Linked DNA regions of Mus musculus: region 2 is linked to region 1. A link is a loop called in an ENCODE intact Hi-C map of the cell type or tissue named here. Cell type or tissue: left cerebral cortex. All regions are shown on one strand.

Region 1 (8,000 bases):
AAGAAGTAACTTTAAAATAAGCATTTACTTGCATTAGAGAAAATGTTAAGTGTCCTGATGCAACGAACTTTCTCTCTCTCTCTCTCTCTTACACACACACACACACACACACACACACACCCCTCTCTTAATGTATACAAAATGATTCAGCATTTCTTAATAATAAACCTGGGTTGTTTCTTTCTTCTTTTTTTTTTTTTTTTCATTTCAAGGTATTTTTCCACTAGAGTCCCTTGTGCTTTAGTTGTCCCTTAATAAAGAACTCGAGAGTGAGATTGTGGCCACAGGAAACCATCTGTATTTACTACAGGCAATAAAAACTTTTTTTTATAAAGAAAAACTTCCTAGACACGGAGTTTCATTCCTGGCGATTTAAAAGCAAAAGATGCGGTTTAAATTCATTCTAAAATTTAATCTCTGTAGACATACTGATTTTGATTTGTAAAATTAAAACCCATAGTCTATAAACACACAGAGGTCAACCCATTGCCCAGGACCCAGATACACCCTTCCAAATTCACATAGAGAGAAAATGACTGGACTTTTATTTTTCATTTGGCAGCAAAGGGTTGCAGATCCCTGTGCCAGGCAGAAATGCCTTCTGACTCCTTTTCCTTTGGCCCAGAGAAGAGCGGCAGGCCCACAACTTCGCTCTGCAGATGTTCTTTCAGGCTGGCTCACAAAAGGCTCTGGGAAGGCTACCTGGAGGCCTCTCAGCTGCTGCACAAGGCTCATTTTAGCCTCTTTCTGAGAAAACGTGTGACAGATTGAATCCTATTGTAGACCATGCCCAGTGTGCTCTCTGACATTATTCCTAGATACTCAAACCGTCCTGAATTTTCCCAGTGTGTGTGTGTGTGTGGGGGGGGGGGATCCTTTAAGCTAGTTACTATGTCCAACCAATGGGTCCTCCGAGTACTTCCCTGCTTAAGAAACACTGAGGCTCCCTCCCAGTTAACCTTGATCTTGCCCTGTCTGGCTACCTCCGAGATTAAGTTAATCATCTCTCTGAAGAGCCTTGCTTCGTCTCTTTTGTTGAGGAATGTACCTAGAAGCCAGACATTACAAACATACTATCTGTTCATTTTTTACTGAACACCCAGCACTGGTTGAGAGCCATGTAGAGAAACGGAATCAAAGACTTACTGTCACACACACACTTGCACACAGGTTTGTACGTATGCGCACATGCACATGGAACCAAAGATCACACAACAAGGACTCCAAAGTATATGAAGGCGACCTCTCGGAGACCTCTCAGAGAAGTTTGGTGCACTTCTCTCGCCTATAGCCCAACCCCTCCCTTTGCTCTTACCTTCCTTTGCATTACCAGGGTAGACGATTACAGGGCAGCAGGAATGCCTCCGAGGCTAAGAGCACTTATTGCTCCTGAACAGGACCGGGTTCTGATTCCCAGCAGCCTCGTGGCTGCTCATAGCTGTCAACCTCCAACTTCACGGCATCTGATTCCCTCTTCTGACATCCATAGGTTCCTGCATGCGAGTGGTGTACACATATACCATCACACACATGTATACAGAAAATACATTTAAAGTAATTGAGTACATTTAATTGTGGACCTGTATATTCCATATGTTCTTACCCTCAAAGTCACACACACACACACACATGAGATGCTCTTAAATTGTTCACTTGCATTAAAGAAAATGCTAATTGTTCTAGCCAAGCTTATTTTCATAGACACATGTTACTTACATAAATGCTCTGGTGTTCCTAAACCAGGTTGGGTTTCTTTCACTTCGAGCTACTCCCCCACTGGCGTTCCGTGCACTTTAGCTGTCTATTAATAAAGAACATGAGCGACGGTGGTGACAGGACACCACCTCTTCTTCACCACAGGAAATACCTCTTAATCTTGTCATTTCATTTCTAGTCACTTAAAAGCAAAAGATGCAGTTTACATGCATCCTAAAATGTAATCTCTATAGGCACACTCATTTCGATTTGTAAGATGAAAACCCATTCTATTACGCAGAAAATAAACAACATGGAAACATTTGGACAGTTGCATTGTGGGTAACTACAATTTCCTAAACTTTGTACAGTGAGCACAGAAAGTGAGAGGCCGTCCTCGCTTCCTTTGTCTGTCCCTTCTTTCATCTCCCCTCCCCCTCCCCTCTCTCCAGGCCTTCTTGTAACAAGGTCTAGTTATATAGCCTAGGGTGACCTGGCCTCTAGCCTGTTCTGTCACTGTGCCCTCCCAAAACACTATTATTATGTGTGTGTGCACCGGCCTGTGGAGACTAGTGTGTCTTAATTGTTCTCCTCCTTGTTTATATTTGAAATACATATCTCATTTATTTGTTTTTAGAATTACATTTATTTAGTGTTTTGAGGGTTATGGGGATGAGTGAACATGCTATGAATGGTGTGTGTGTGTGTGTGTGTGTGTGTGTGCGTGCACGCGTGCGCACACGGTCAGAGGACAACTTAAAGTTATTGCTTCTCTCCTTCCACTATATGTGCCCTTGGGATTGAACTTGGGTTTTCAGGCTTGGCGGCTTGGCCCCATTTCACTTGTGCATGCACAACATGTATGAACGTTTGACCAGAAAAGGGCATCAAATCCCACAGAGTTATAGATGGAGTTATAGATGTTTTGCAGGGTGCTGAACTCTCGACATAGTTCCTGGGTTTGAAACATTGGTTTTCATAATTGTGCAACAAGTATTCCTGACCACTGAGCCATCCCCGTTTCTTCTTCCCTTTCAGGGTGACTGTCAGCGAATGGAGAGAGCTCCCCAGTTCAGTTAGCCTGGCTGGCCAGTGAGCCCCAGAGGTCCTGTCGGCTCAGATCACAGTGAGCCCCAGAGGTCCTGTCGTCTCAGATCACAGTGAGCCCCAGAGGTCCTGTCGGCTCAGATCACAGGAGAGGTGTGCACCACCGCTCGGCTCTGCTTTCCTAGCTGGGCTCTGGGGATCTAACTCAGGTCCTCAGCAAGGGCTTCACTGAAGGAGCCCTTCCTCCACCCACTGTCCTTCCCCAGCCATTCCCGTTCTTGTTTTGTGGCCTAGGATGACCTTGAACTCAGGACCCTTTGTTTTCTGTGTTTCTGTGTTCTGATTTTTTTTTTAAAATCACTTTTATAGTCAGAGACAAGACATATTTTCTTAAAAAGCTGTTTAATCCTCACATTCTATATAAAATGTGAGTATAAACGGCATCCCTAAATTATTCATTTAATGCATTAACATGCACTTCATTAACAATCCCTGTGTGAGAAACAGTACAATGTATGGGCACACGGGGGCGCTGTGACCAAGTTTTAATAGTAAGAATCACAAAAGCTAAAATAGCCAACGTGCTTTACGGCTTTGGAACTTAAAACTTCTGCCCTAGACTTTTCTATATGTTGTCTTGTTGTATTCTCACACAACGCTATTGGGTAATTTTCTCTCTCTCTCTCTCTCTCTCTCTCTCTCTCTCTCTCTCTCACACACACACACACACACACACACACACACGATTACATGGAAGAGATCTGAACCACAAAGCTGCCACCAGCCACTTCAATTGCTTTTATTTTATTTATGAATTTTCTTTTTTTGAAAGAGGGTCTCCCTATGGCTCACTTTGTTGTCCAGTAGATGTCATATATTTTCCCCACCTCGTCTGGGGGGGGGGGGGGGATTTGACAAAATGCAACAAAGCTACATTTGCACTTTCCTTCGCTCTAACCCTCTCCCCGTAGGAATTTCCCTTAAAGAATCACAAACAGACCTAAGGCAATGGATGTACAAGGTTTCTCATTTAATGAAATACAAAAATATCGGGATAACCCAAATACTTCTCCTTGAGAGACTTTTCAAGATACATTTCCAGAGCAAAATCCTTCGAAGCCAAACAAAGGGACATGTTGTCAAACAGATACAAAAAAAGGCCGAGAGGCAGTGGCATCTGATGATACCAAGCAGAGCTCAAGTACAAAGCGTGGTTTCTCCGTACTGTTCTCCACTGAGAAGAGCCAGAGCTCCTGGGGAAGTGGTGCTTCGGCTCTGGGCCAAGGGAAGAATAAGGTGAAATCTTTGTTATGTAATAGAACAGAAACCAAGAGAGGGAGGTCAAAAGGTTTGGGGAGCAAATAAAAGGGCCTTCCACTAGCCAAGTCTGACACAGTGTTGAACATCCAAAAATAACTAAGTAAGTAAATAAATAAATAAAGTGGTAATGGATTACAGCCCATTGAATTAATGAAAAATATCAAGAACAACAGAATCCACTAAATCCACGGTAATATTCATTAGAAGTGTAAGAAGAAGCAAAAGAAACAAGACCTTTCGGGTGGGAGGAAGAGAAGATTCTCTTTTAAAAAATAAAACTGAAAAAAAAAAAGGAGACCGTGATAGGATTAAAAGGCACTACTTGGCAATTATAAGTTGACTCTCTACACATTTAACTTAAATACCTCACAATTCTACTTATGATCAAAGACTGACTCTGAGCTGAAAAAGCTATGGAATTCTGACACTGGTACAATGCCCACTTCTTCCCCCAAACTGAAAATCACCACTTACACGTCCAATGTGAGACAGACACCTGTCGCCACTCCTGTAGAGAGATTTAATCTAGCAACATGGCTACTCACTCTGGCTGGAATACAAACATAGCCTTAGCACACATCTCTATCCCCTCTTGTTGGAATAGAAACGTGCCTTTAGTACAGACCTTTCATCCCAAGGAATGAAGGAAGGTAACATTAGTTGGTAGAAGGAGGCAGCCAGTTTTCTACTCATTCATGAATTCAGTACAGACTGGCAAAGACCGTTGAAGCCAGAGAATAAGAAGGAGCAGGAAGATTAGAACCGATCTCTAGAGTTGAAACCAAACAGAGCCATTCAGTCAGGAGGTTAGAGAAGCCAGTTTGAATTAGCACAGAGAGGAGTTTAAGCCAGAACAGCGGAGTCAAACCAGCCAGTCAGAGTTCAGAAAGAGCTAGAAGGGGTAAGCTTATTCGGCAGTAAGTCTCAAAGACTGAAAACTTCTAGAGCTAGATTAGATAGTACAGAGGCTAGAAGCTTCCATGACTAGGTAAGCAGACAGAGGCAGTAAGCCTTGGAGATGACAATTTCATCAGGAGAATAAAAGCGACTTTTACACACTTGGAACTCTTTCCACACTTGCTTGTGTGACTACAGTGTTGTGTGGCTACAGTGGCATGGCTCAGTCAAAAGGACCTTGTAAGAAAGGGTCAGATGTCAACCTGGGAGATGGAAGTCACTGTTCCTAATATAGACAAAATGCTCACATAGTGTTTAAAACGGAGAAATGGTTCCTAGTTAGCCTGTTCCGGTAGATAAAGCCTCCTGACTCAAAAGCACTTGGTGCTGGAGGAAAGCAAAACCTCTGATTCTTCTCTTTGATTTTGAGGAGACAGAGCAGAGGGCAAGATCCACAGTAACTTCGACCCTACTCTAGGTAGGGCTTTGTAGAGTCAGGAAAGGGGGTGAGCAGTTTTCTGCCATCATAAAAAATTAATGGCTGACAACCCCATAGAAAGGGACTGTTTAACAAGAGAGGAGCGTAGCACGTTTATTTGGCCATAGGTTTAGATAACTGCTGCATCTTCAGACTGAGGACCCAAAGGCTCAGGGAGAACTGTCCATTTTCAGGAAGAAGCAGGGACCACCCTGGAGATCTCTGAATAAAAGGGTCTGGCTTACTGCTACTAGATGGCATAGAAAATACAGCAGGTCCTATCTACTCAGATTCCTCTTGGACACTGAGCAATACTCCTTCTCTAAGTGTGGAGCAAGCTCCCTCCTGTACCCAGTATCTCATAATCTGCTATCAGACTCGGTAGGTCAGAGAGCAGCTTTATAGCTAGCTATAAGGCAGAGCCATGGGGAAAGCTGATAGCACAAGTCCAGTCTTTATCATTTGCCTTAGGAAAGAGGCTCTACTTTTATGACTCATGCCAAGAAGGGGAAACTCCAGTTCTGTGGCTTGCCTTGTGGGGAGGGAGTGGAGCAAGAGACAGAAGGACTGGAGATCCAAGAAAAAATTTTGCTTCAGTGGCCTTGGCTTTAAGATATCAACGTCTGCAGGTCACACCTGTGACAGCTGGCCCTCTCTCTGGTGACCGCCTGATGTCTTGGCAGTGTACCCCTGCTTTCTCTTCAGTGCTCGGTGTGAACAATGATTTTGGAGGAGCTCTTCATTTGGCCAATGTTGGGGGTAAACCAGTGGAATGTGGTAGGCAATGCTTGCCCCCAGCCAAGCCCACGCTCCAGCTCTTAGAACTGTGAGTGATACAGTGTATAGGAAAAGTGACTGAATTCAGGACATTGAAGCAGGGAGATTATCATGTTCATCTCAGGGGATCCATCAGTTCACTCTAAAATCACATTAATTGGGAGAAGTGAGATGGCTCAGTGGATAAGACCTTTTGCTGCTCCTTTCTGGTACCCTTGGAAGCCATGTAAAATGGGATGGAGAGAACCAAGTCTAAAACGTTGTCCTCCGACCTCCATGGTTATGACACAAGCACCCCTCCCATGTGTGGTACACATGCCTGAGTTAAGAGCCAAAAAAGATGGAAGCATGGAAGGAGAACACTCAGACAAGGGAAACATGGGCATGAAGCACAGAGTGTGGGTAGTCTCCAGTGGCTCGCAAAATCAAGTAGACATTCTCATTAGGGTGTCCAAAACAAACGCAGCCCGCAAACACCTGGGGACCTTCAAGACACTGCTCGTGTGTTGTTTGAACCCATGAGCTCTGTAGCAGGTTCAGTAGGAGCCCTTACTTGAACTTGGCTGTGTTTTATTGATCGAAGGTCCAGCAAGCTGGATCTCATTTAATCATGAACTCCTCATATACAGCCCAGGAGGAGGATATACCTGGACCATGTAATTAATGTTTGGTAAGGATAATGAGAGTCAGCAGCAAGTAGCATGAGAGGTGCTTTGACAAGCACACGGATGTAAAGGAGTGTGCAGAAGCCATCCCAGGTTAGATGTATAGAATGGGTGTAGTGGAAGGGACTTGATAACACGTGTATTGGTACATGCCTTAGTAGGGTTTTGTATTGCTTATAATACCACCCCCAGGACAACATGAAAAGAGTTCATTTCACTTATATTCCCAGGTGATAGTCAATCACAGAGGGAAGTCAGGGGAGGAACGTAGGCAGGGTAGGAACCTGGAGAGCCATGGAATAGCACTGACGACTGGCTTGCTCAGTTTGCTTTCTTATAGCACCTAGGACTACCTGCCCAGGGCTGCCACCTTCCACAGTGAGCTGGATTCTTCTTTCAAGAAAGAATTTCATCCATCAAGAATATGCACCACAGGCTTGCCCACAGGCCAATATCGTGGGAACGTTTTCTCAACTGAATCTCCCACTTCAAAACTGGCTCTAGCTTGTGTCACGCTGACATAAAAACTAGCCAGCACATACGGTAAATAGCCAATAGGGACACTTAGCTGGAATAGAAAGAAGGACATTGATCCTGAAATTTAGAGTTTGGCCATATGGCAAAGGACCTAAACTAGAACTTAAGGGTCAAAATTTGGGGGCCGCAGAGATGGCTCATTGGTTAAGAACACTTGCTGCTGTTGCAGAGAGCTAGAGTGATTCCCAGCATCCTTGAGTGGATCAGAAGCCCAGTTTCAGCATATCCTGATGACCATTTTCCACCTCTGGCCTCTGCCAAGTGTTGCCATACATGTGCAGATACACACAGACACCCACCCACCCACCCACACACATACACAAATCTTTAGGAAAAAAAAACGTAAAAGAAGAGTTTATACATTCTAATCCCCTAAATAGCAGAGAGAGGATTGAAAGCTTTAAGCCAGGAACAGGACACAGTTAACTCCACATTTACCAGGTCCACCAGGCCAGGGGTCAGATTTGTTTCTGCTCCTATGTATAAGCGTCTGGTATTAGTCAGAAGAGACTAGACTGGGCTGTGATATCAGTAGCCATGCAAGTACACAACAGTCCATGTATATACACAACCAAGTGTCTGTC
Region 2 (8,000 bases), 470 kb after region 1:
CTAGTAAGCCTCAACTCTTAGTTTCTTATTCATCCCCAAGATCTAAACAACTTTAAAAGTCCCACAGTCTTTACATATTAAAAGTTCAATCCTTTTAACATATCCAATATCTTTTAAAAATCCAAAGTCTTTTTACAATTAGAACTCTCTTAACTGTGGGATCCACTAAAATATCATCTTCCTTCAAGAGGGAAAATATCAGGGCACAGTCACAACCAAAAAAAAATTAAACTCCAAATGTCCAATGTATGGGATCCAATTCATGATCTTCTGGGCTCCTCCAAGGGCTTGGGTCACTTCTCCAGCCATGCCCTTTGTAGTACACACGTTGTCTTCTAGGCTCCAGCTGCTGTACTCCACTGCTATTGCTGTTGTTGGTGGTCATCTCGTGGTCCTGGCATCTCCAAAACACTGCATGACCCCTTCAATCCTGGGCCATCAATTGCAACTGAAGCTGCACCTTCACCAATGGCCTTCCATGGCCTCTCACAGTCCCGAACCTCAGCTGCTCTGCATGACCCCTTCATGACTTCAAAACCAATACCACCTGGTGACTCTTGCACATTACCAAGTCCTGCTGCAGCAGGAGTACAATTTTGGCTATCTCTGGAACACAGCCTCTTTGTGCTTTCAGAAAACACTTCCCAGAAGATGTCACCTCAGCGATGCTGGTCTCTTCTTAATCACCGCTAATTTCTTAGCTCCAGCTAACCAGCATCAATAGTCCCAGTAACGCAAAGGTTTTGCTTTAGTAGTTCTGGTATCTTGTTAATCACAGCTGATTCTTCAGCCCCAGCTACCCAGAACCACAGAATCTTCACAATCAAAATAGCAATGACCCCAAGTCTTTAATATTCCCTTTGAAATTTCACAAGCCAGGCCTCCATCTTCTTGACTGTTCTCAACCTTATCTTCCTAGCTTCTACACAGCATCCCACAAAGCTCTTAACACCGAATGGATCTTCTAGTCCAAATTTCCAAAGTCCTTCCACAGTTCTCCTCAAAACATGGTCAGGTTGTCACAGGAATACCCCACTATGCTGGTACCAATTTGTCTTAGGGTTTTTATTCTTGGACAAAACATCATGATCAAGAAGCAGTTGAGGAGGAAAGGGTTTATTCAGCTTACATTTCCATATTGCTGTTCACCACTGAAAGAAGTCAGGACTGGAACTCAAGCAGGTCAGGGAGCACAAGCTGATGCAGGGGCCATGGAGGGATGTTCTTTACTGGCTTGCTTCCCCTGGCTTGCTCAGCCTGCTCTCTTATAGAACCCAAGACTACTAGCCCAGAGATGGCACCACCCACAAGGGGCCTTTCCCCCTTGATCACTAATTGAGAAAATGCCTCACATCTGGATCTTATGGAGGCATTTCCCCAACTGAAGCTCCTTCCTCTGTGATAACTCCAGCTGTGTCAAGTTGACACAAAACTAGCCAGTAGAGCAAACATTGCGAAGACAGGTGGAAAGAATGTAAGAGGCAGAGGCTGGGGAGCTAGAGCAAGAGTCTGTCACCAATGGCTCTGGAGGTCACACCTGGAAGGGCTGTAAATTTAATTCACAGATCCAGACTTATCGATTGGGGATAATCCACTCCCCATATGAGAGTACAGTGAAAGATTAAAGAAAAAGAAGAAAGAAAAGAAAGAAATGGAGAGGAGAAAACAGATGGGTCCAGTACGTTACAGTGCAACTTCCTGGGCGAGAGGGGTCTTCTCAGTTGCAACAGAGCTGGCTTACTGCACTCTGAGTCAGAAGGAGAATGCGATCGTACAATGATTTGATTTCATCTAGGCTGCTTCACTTGGTTGATCTTAAGCTCAGACCGAGGATGAAGGTAAATTACCAATGCTGCTGATGGTAACAGTCTGTTTATAGGGCTCTGTACCGCTGTGAGGGGTTTTCACGGTTTTAGTGTGATGGGAACACTATATGGGGGTGGGGTGGGGGAACAGATCAAGGTCACCCAGAGTTGTTATGAGGCAGGTGCAACTCAGTATTACAGCACACTATTCAACCTGAATCCCTATATACTAAAGAAAAAAAAAGTGCTTGTAGAAAGAATGAAAAATATCTTCCCTAGTCATTGATTATCTAATTGTATAGTAGCCAGTCACCCTGTCTCTATACTATATTTCAAAAGATGACTTACTTATTGAATAGTGAGTGACCTGTGTTAAGCACTGTTCCAGGCAAGTTTACAAACATTATCTTAGCCGTTGCAGCTACAAATATTTTCTTACCTGCCATTACCAATGTTACAAACATCTGTGCTGTTTAATCCCATTTTATCGATGAGGAAGACAAAGCTTTAAGTGAACAGGACTTCACAGCGAAAACAGATTTGTGTTCTCAGTGCCGAAAGCATCTTAACGTTCGAGAGACATCAACAGAGTATGAAGTTGGTGGGTTTAATCTTTTAGAATATAGTATGTGCAAAAATTATTTATGATCTGCAATCCTCCCACCCAGGACTGGGTCTTATTTTAAAGGAAGCAGGCAACTGAATCTCAGTGACAAATGAATTGCTAAGATTCTAGAATAAGTCAAGTCTGTTATGCCATGAATAGGTGCAAAAAAGTCTTGCAGCTAAAAGCTTTCCTCTGTGTGTGAAATTAAAGCTTTGAGTATATGCCAAGCCACCGACAAATAAACCTCAAACTCCCGGCTGCTGCTTAGCCTCTCGGAAGCTGAGGACGTTAATGAGTTTATCTGAGAATTGGTTGAATGAAGCACATTTTCCCTGAGCCGTCTGATGGCTTGCTGGTGTATGGATTATAGGTTATTGGAGAGGGGTCACAGTTGGCAGTGCAGCTGATGGAGCAGCAAACACACAGGCCTCATAATGAAGGAGGGAAGCAAAATCGTTCCACAGAAGGGATTAGGGTTCTAATTGGTTTTCTCAAGGCACTTGCAGACTCTATTCAGGAGCTAATTTCGAATTTTAAAGAAATATTTGATGAGTGTAGTCACGGCCATTTACGGTTCTCAATTTTACATTCATAAATATTTATTAGATACATTACTGGGCTCTAAAGAGCAGCCTAATAATATTTACCAAGAACAGCCGGCTATTAGACTTCTTAACTTAGCGCTTCTGACTGTGTTAATTTTGGCCCTGAATGTGCCAATTACTATGCCTGCTTAGGGACTCTGAGCTTGAAAGGGAAAGAAGTGCCAGAGTAGCAGGAAGTTATTTAAAAATTAACAAGAAAAGAACAGGCTAGGAGGAGGTGGTGGCTCAACTCCCCCTCTTCTGGTCAACCACCTTCCTCTGCTCAGATCCTCTCCCCTCTGCCGATGTCATCATCCTCTCCCCTCTGCTGACATCATCATCTCCTTTCTGCTGACATCATCATTCTCTCCTCACTACTGACATCACCATCTCCCCTCTGCTGACAGTATCACATCTCCCCTCTGCTGACATCATCATCTCCTTTCTGCTGACAGTATCACATCTCCCTCTGCTGACATCATCATCTCCTTTCTGCTGACATCATCATCCTCTCCTCACTACTGACATCACCATCTCCCCTCTGCTGACAGTATCACATCTCCCCTCTGTAGATTAGATTTGTCTCCCCTGAACTATTGGGAAACATTATGCAAAGAAGCAGGAACTGCAAAGAATCCTCGGATGGCTCTGTACCTGAGTGGCATGGGCAGTGAGTAGGGTTACACACTGGTAATTTCCTATAGTGAGCCCCATTGCCCATGTATTACACAAGCATGGTACCTGTGTGTGCAGGGCCTCTGAGCTGCTTAGCTGCATGATTTTGGGTTGTGTTTCTGATTGCAGGACTCTAAAGTCTGGTCTGCCATTCCCACTCCTTTGCATTCTGGGATCTACTGAAATTGTATTCACAATTTCTTTTTCTGCTAAATAAGCTGGAGTCCATTTCTACTGCTTAGAAATAAGAACATCAGATGATGCAGTAACTAATTCAAGTTTTTTTTTTTTTTTAAAACTATGTTAGGCCCAACCAAAAAACCAAAACACAACACAAAGCAAAACAAAACAACAACAAAAAAAAAACAAACCCATGGATTAGATTTGGCGTGTTGTGTACCAGTTTGAAAACTGTGTTAAATTACTAAAGTTGGGGGAAAAATACAAGTGGAGCCCATTCCAGTTATATTTCCTTTCCCCACCTCTCCTATTTATCAAAGCAATGTCTTTTTGAAAGGGCTTTTTTTTGTTATTATATTTGATAAATGCTATATAGTTCGAGGGAAAATCAGGGTTGAGTGGGAAAAAAACTACTCCATAGAACACATCTAATTTAAGGTCTTTTTCCCACTTTTTTTTTTTTTTTTGAGACAGAATTCCATGTAGACCAGGTTGACCTCAGCCCTATTATGTAGCCAAGGATGCCCCCTCCCCGACTTTCTGATTCTCTTACCTCTACTTCTTTTTTTAAAAATTTATTTATACATAAGTACATGGTGTAGCTGTCTTCAGATGCACCAGGCATCAGGTCTCATTACGGGTGGCTGTGAGCTACCATGTGGTTGCTAGAATTTGAACTCAGGACCTTTGGAAGAACAGTCAGTGCTCTTACCTGCTGAGCCATCTCACCAACCCTTACCTCCACTTCTTAAGTGCCTTTCTCATAGGCATATGGTCCACTCCAAACTTCAGTTTAAAATCTTTTAACTTTCCCAACATAGTGCCAGTGACAAGCTGGCAGGAAAATACTTATTCCACAGTGCTGGGGGTAACATGCAGCCGGGAGGAGGAAATGCTTGAAGGAGGACAAAGGGGCCTTTCCTCTTTCTCCTTTATACACTTCCAGACCAGCACACGTCCACAACAACCTAGAGACACTCGAAGTATGGGTCATATGACTACCCTTGAAAGAGATGCCTTTGCTCACTGACAAGGGGTTGCACCCGGCTTTTAGATGCGCAGATCCGCGAGGTGGAGCTCTTATTCCCTGCACTGTATAGCCCTCGTCCACATTTCACCTGTGCAGCATCATGCTGTCCAAGAGATTTAGCTATGCATTAGCTTATCTGCCTATTCCTAATTACCACACCCTTGGAGCTGGTATTCATCTGGATTTACTCTACTATCTTGAGTCTAGAGAAATAAGCAGGATACAACCAGGTTGTTATAAACTCAGATTATACACTCTCCTGGGTGACAGGTATATTCATTAGAAAAATGCATTTAAAATTATGACCAAGTTATTTTTAAGATGAAGATTTCAAAATTATGCTTTTAGCAATAGAATATTTGTATTCTTCAAAAACAAAATATAATCTAATTGTAATGTCTTTTATCAAATCCAAAACAAAATACAAGTGCTGGCATGAATAGGAGCAAAAGGGAAACCCCGAACGAACACTGCTGGGAACAAGTGTGGCTGCTGTGGAGGTCACTTGGATGTTCCTTTAAACATAGAAGATCTATCACACGGCTCTATCACTCACCATATGGACCTACAGGAATGGAAGTTGGCATTCCTTTCTGATACCTGCATTCTCATGTTTATTGTAGTGCTCACTATCCACAGATCAAGTAATAGACTCAGTGTGGAGGAATTTTAATCTAGCCAACTTGACTGCTCTGGCAAGGGATCATATCTAAAGACCTTCTAGGTCTATGTGATCTGGCTGGAATGCAGACACACCTTCAATACCGTTAATCCCAAACAAAGATGTCTAATGGAGGGGCAAAGTGATGAATTAGAGAAAGATTTCACAGAATGAGTCAGAGAGAAGACACACCCAAGTCTCTCAAGACGCTATTTAAGAGCAGTGCAGGATGAGAGAGAGTGAGTTAGGGGCGGAGTCAGTTGGAAGTCAGTGCAGTGACTGCAGTGGAGTTGCATTTGTTCCTGAGCTCCGTGCAGTTCGGTGCAGGACAGCAGAGGCAGCTGAAGTCAGAAAATAAGGAGTCAGAAGCTTAGAAATGTCCCCAGCGACAGCATACCATGACATGGATGGCATCTGGAATCCTGAGAAGCGGGAGACACATCCCTCCAGGGGACCCACCATCAGAAATAAGGAACTGACCACAGCAGGCCTGGGCAGAGACATCTCAGAAGCCTGTGGGCAGCTGTTTGTAAAAAAGTTCTCAGTTCTCCTAACTCTAGCCCTGCACAACAGCTATATAGATTTCATTTGTGCGTGACTGTTTTTCAGTTTGCATTGGTGTGCATAATTATTCTATTATATCTGACTTTCCTACTCCCTTCTCCTTCTGCTGTGGTGAAAATTCTATGAAACTAGATGTTCCTTGATGTAATGATTTTTAAACAATAAAAAATGGAGGCACAGGGGCACAGCACAGCATAGTCCTAATGGTCCAGGTGCATGTTGTATGCTCTCATCTTAGAAACAATGTAGTAATTGCACAATGGTAGTTTCATATTAATGTTTGACTTGCTAAGAAAGCTTGGAGAAATTATGTTTAGAAATAAATTAAGAAAATTAAGCAGAGCCAATATTGGGACACCGAGAAAGGAAAAAGCTATTGTAGTTTTGAAATGAGTTTTGTACAACATTTGAGAGTGGTTCCTGGTTTCCTTTGGATATGTGTGAATATGAAAATACAGAATACATAAAATCATATACTAGTAAAACTAAGTCAAAACACTGGGACTCTTAGGAGAGTCATTGTGTGCTGCAATGTGCAGAAGCAGAAGCTAGGAGAACAGACGAGTTAAGGGTTAACTTGACTCTTTCTGGCCACCCCCTGGCACCTTTGCCCATGTCATTTATCTTTAGAGCTTCAAAAGAAAATGCAAGTAGCTGACCTTGAAGCTCTGAGTTCTGAAATATAGTAAGTCAAACGTTAAAGTTTAGGTCTAGAGAGATGGCTCAGAGGTTAAGAGCACTGACTGCTCTTCTAGAGGTCTTGAGTTCAATTCCCAGCAACTACATAGTGGCTCACAACCATCTCTGATGGGTTCTGGTGCCCTCTTCTGGTGTGTCTGAAGGCAGCAACAGTGTACTTTAAACCTTTTTTTTTTTAAGTTAAAATTTAAATAATGAAAATCTTGCAGTTATCATTTTGGCCACAGGCTTGAGAATAGGGGGAGATTGAAACTTTGGCGAACAATTGTAATTTTTACTTCTTAATTCTTTATGAGATGTGATCATTCTTTTGAATTTGGTTTGGTAATGATTATACAATGTCTTTTTTTCCTACCTGGTTTTTGGAGTAACAATAAAAGATTGGGGCAAGTTAAAGGTGAGGAGAGAGAGAGAAAGAGAGAGAGAGAGAGAAGAGTTTGTGAAGGTGTGTGTGTGTAAGGAGAATGCATGTGAGGTGTGTGTGTGGTGTGTGAGTGAAAGGAGAGCGCTGGGGCTGGGGAGATGGCTCAGTGGGTAAGAGCACTGACTGCTCTTCTGAAGGTCCTGAGTTCAAATCCCAGCAACCACATGGTGGCTCACAACTCCCCATAATGAGATCTGACTCCTTCTTCTGGTGCTGTCTGAAGTCAGCTACAGTGTACCTATTAATAATAATAAATAAATCTTTGGGCTGGAGTAGTCAGGGACTGGAGTTGAGTGGAGTTGACCAGAGCGGTCTGGGCAGACCGAGAGAGTGACTGGAGTGAGTAGGGGTCCTAAAAATTCAATTCCCAGCAACCACATGTACAGCTACAGTGTACTCATAAACATAAAGTAAAATAAATAAATCTTCAAAAATATTCTTTTAAAAAAAGGAGAGCACACTGAAATGTGTAGGAGTATGGGAGTGTGAGAAAAGAAAAACACACAGGAGAAAATCAGACAGTGGAGGAGAGGAGAGTGCAACGTGTGTGTGGCCCCTCAAGCTGTGTGTGTGTGTGTGTGTGTGTGTGTGTGTGTGTGAGAGAGAGAGAGAGAGAGAGAGAGAGAGCAATTTCAAGCCTTGAAACTTGCCTGTCAGTGTATACCCGAAAAAGTTGTCTCTGTGTGTTTATTATGCACCTTCCAGATATCCCTGCTTCCAGCTGAGAACCCAGATCCTGTGTCAAGGCTGGACCCCAACACAGAACAAATT

Evidence for each region. A loop is a pair of places that touch in the nucleus more often than their neighbours do. Peaks named below come from ENCODE experiments on the same cell type or tissue, not always from the same donor. Only the 100,000 strongest peaks of a DNase experiment are listed, where the experiment ranks them.
Region 2: it touches region 1 in a loop (4-fold over the local background); 22 of 42 quality-filtered maps call a loop at or near these places.

What each region holds. Positions count from the first base shown.
Region 1 is chr3:69,235,384-69,243,383 of GRCm38, forward strand. No RefSeq gene overlaps it. Among named protein-coding and RNA genes, the nearest start is that of Gm40070, 15 kb to the right of the region's middle. In left cerebral cortex, a CTCF peak has its summit at 3,258 (motif pointing right); a DNase peak (open chromatin) is centred at 3,269.
Region 2 is chr3:69,706,406-69,714,405 of GRCm38, forward strand. No RefSeq gene overlaps it. Among named protein-coding and RNA genes, the nearest start is that of Nmd3, 12 kb to the right of the region's middle. In left cerebral cortex, a CTCF peak has its summit at 6,969 (motif pointing left); a DNase peak (open chromatin) is centred at 3,218.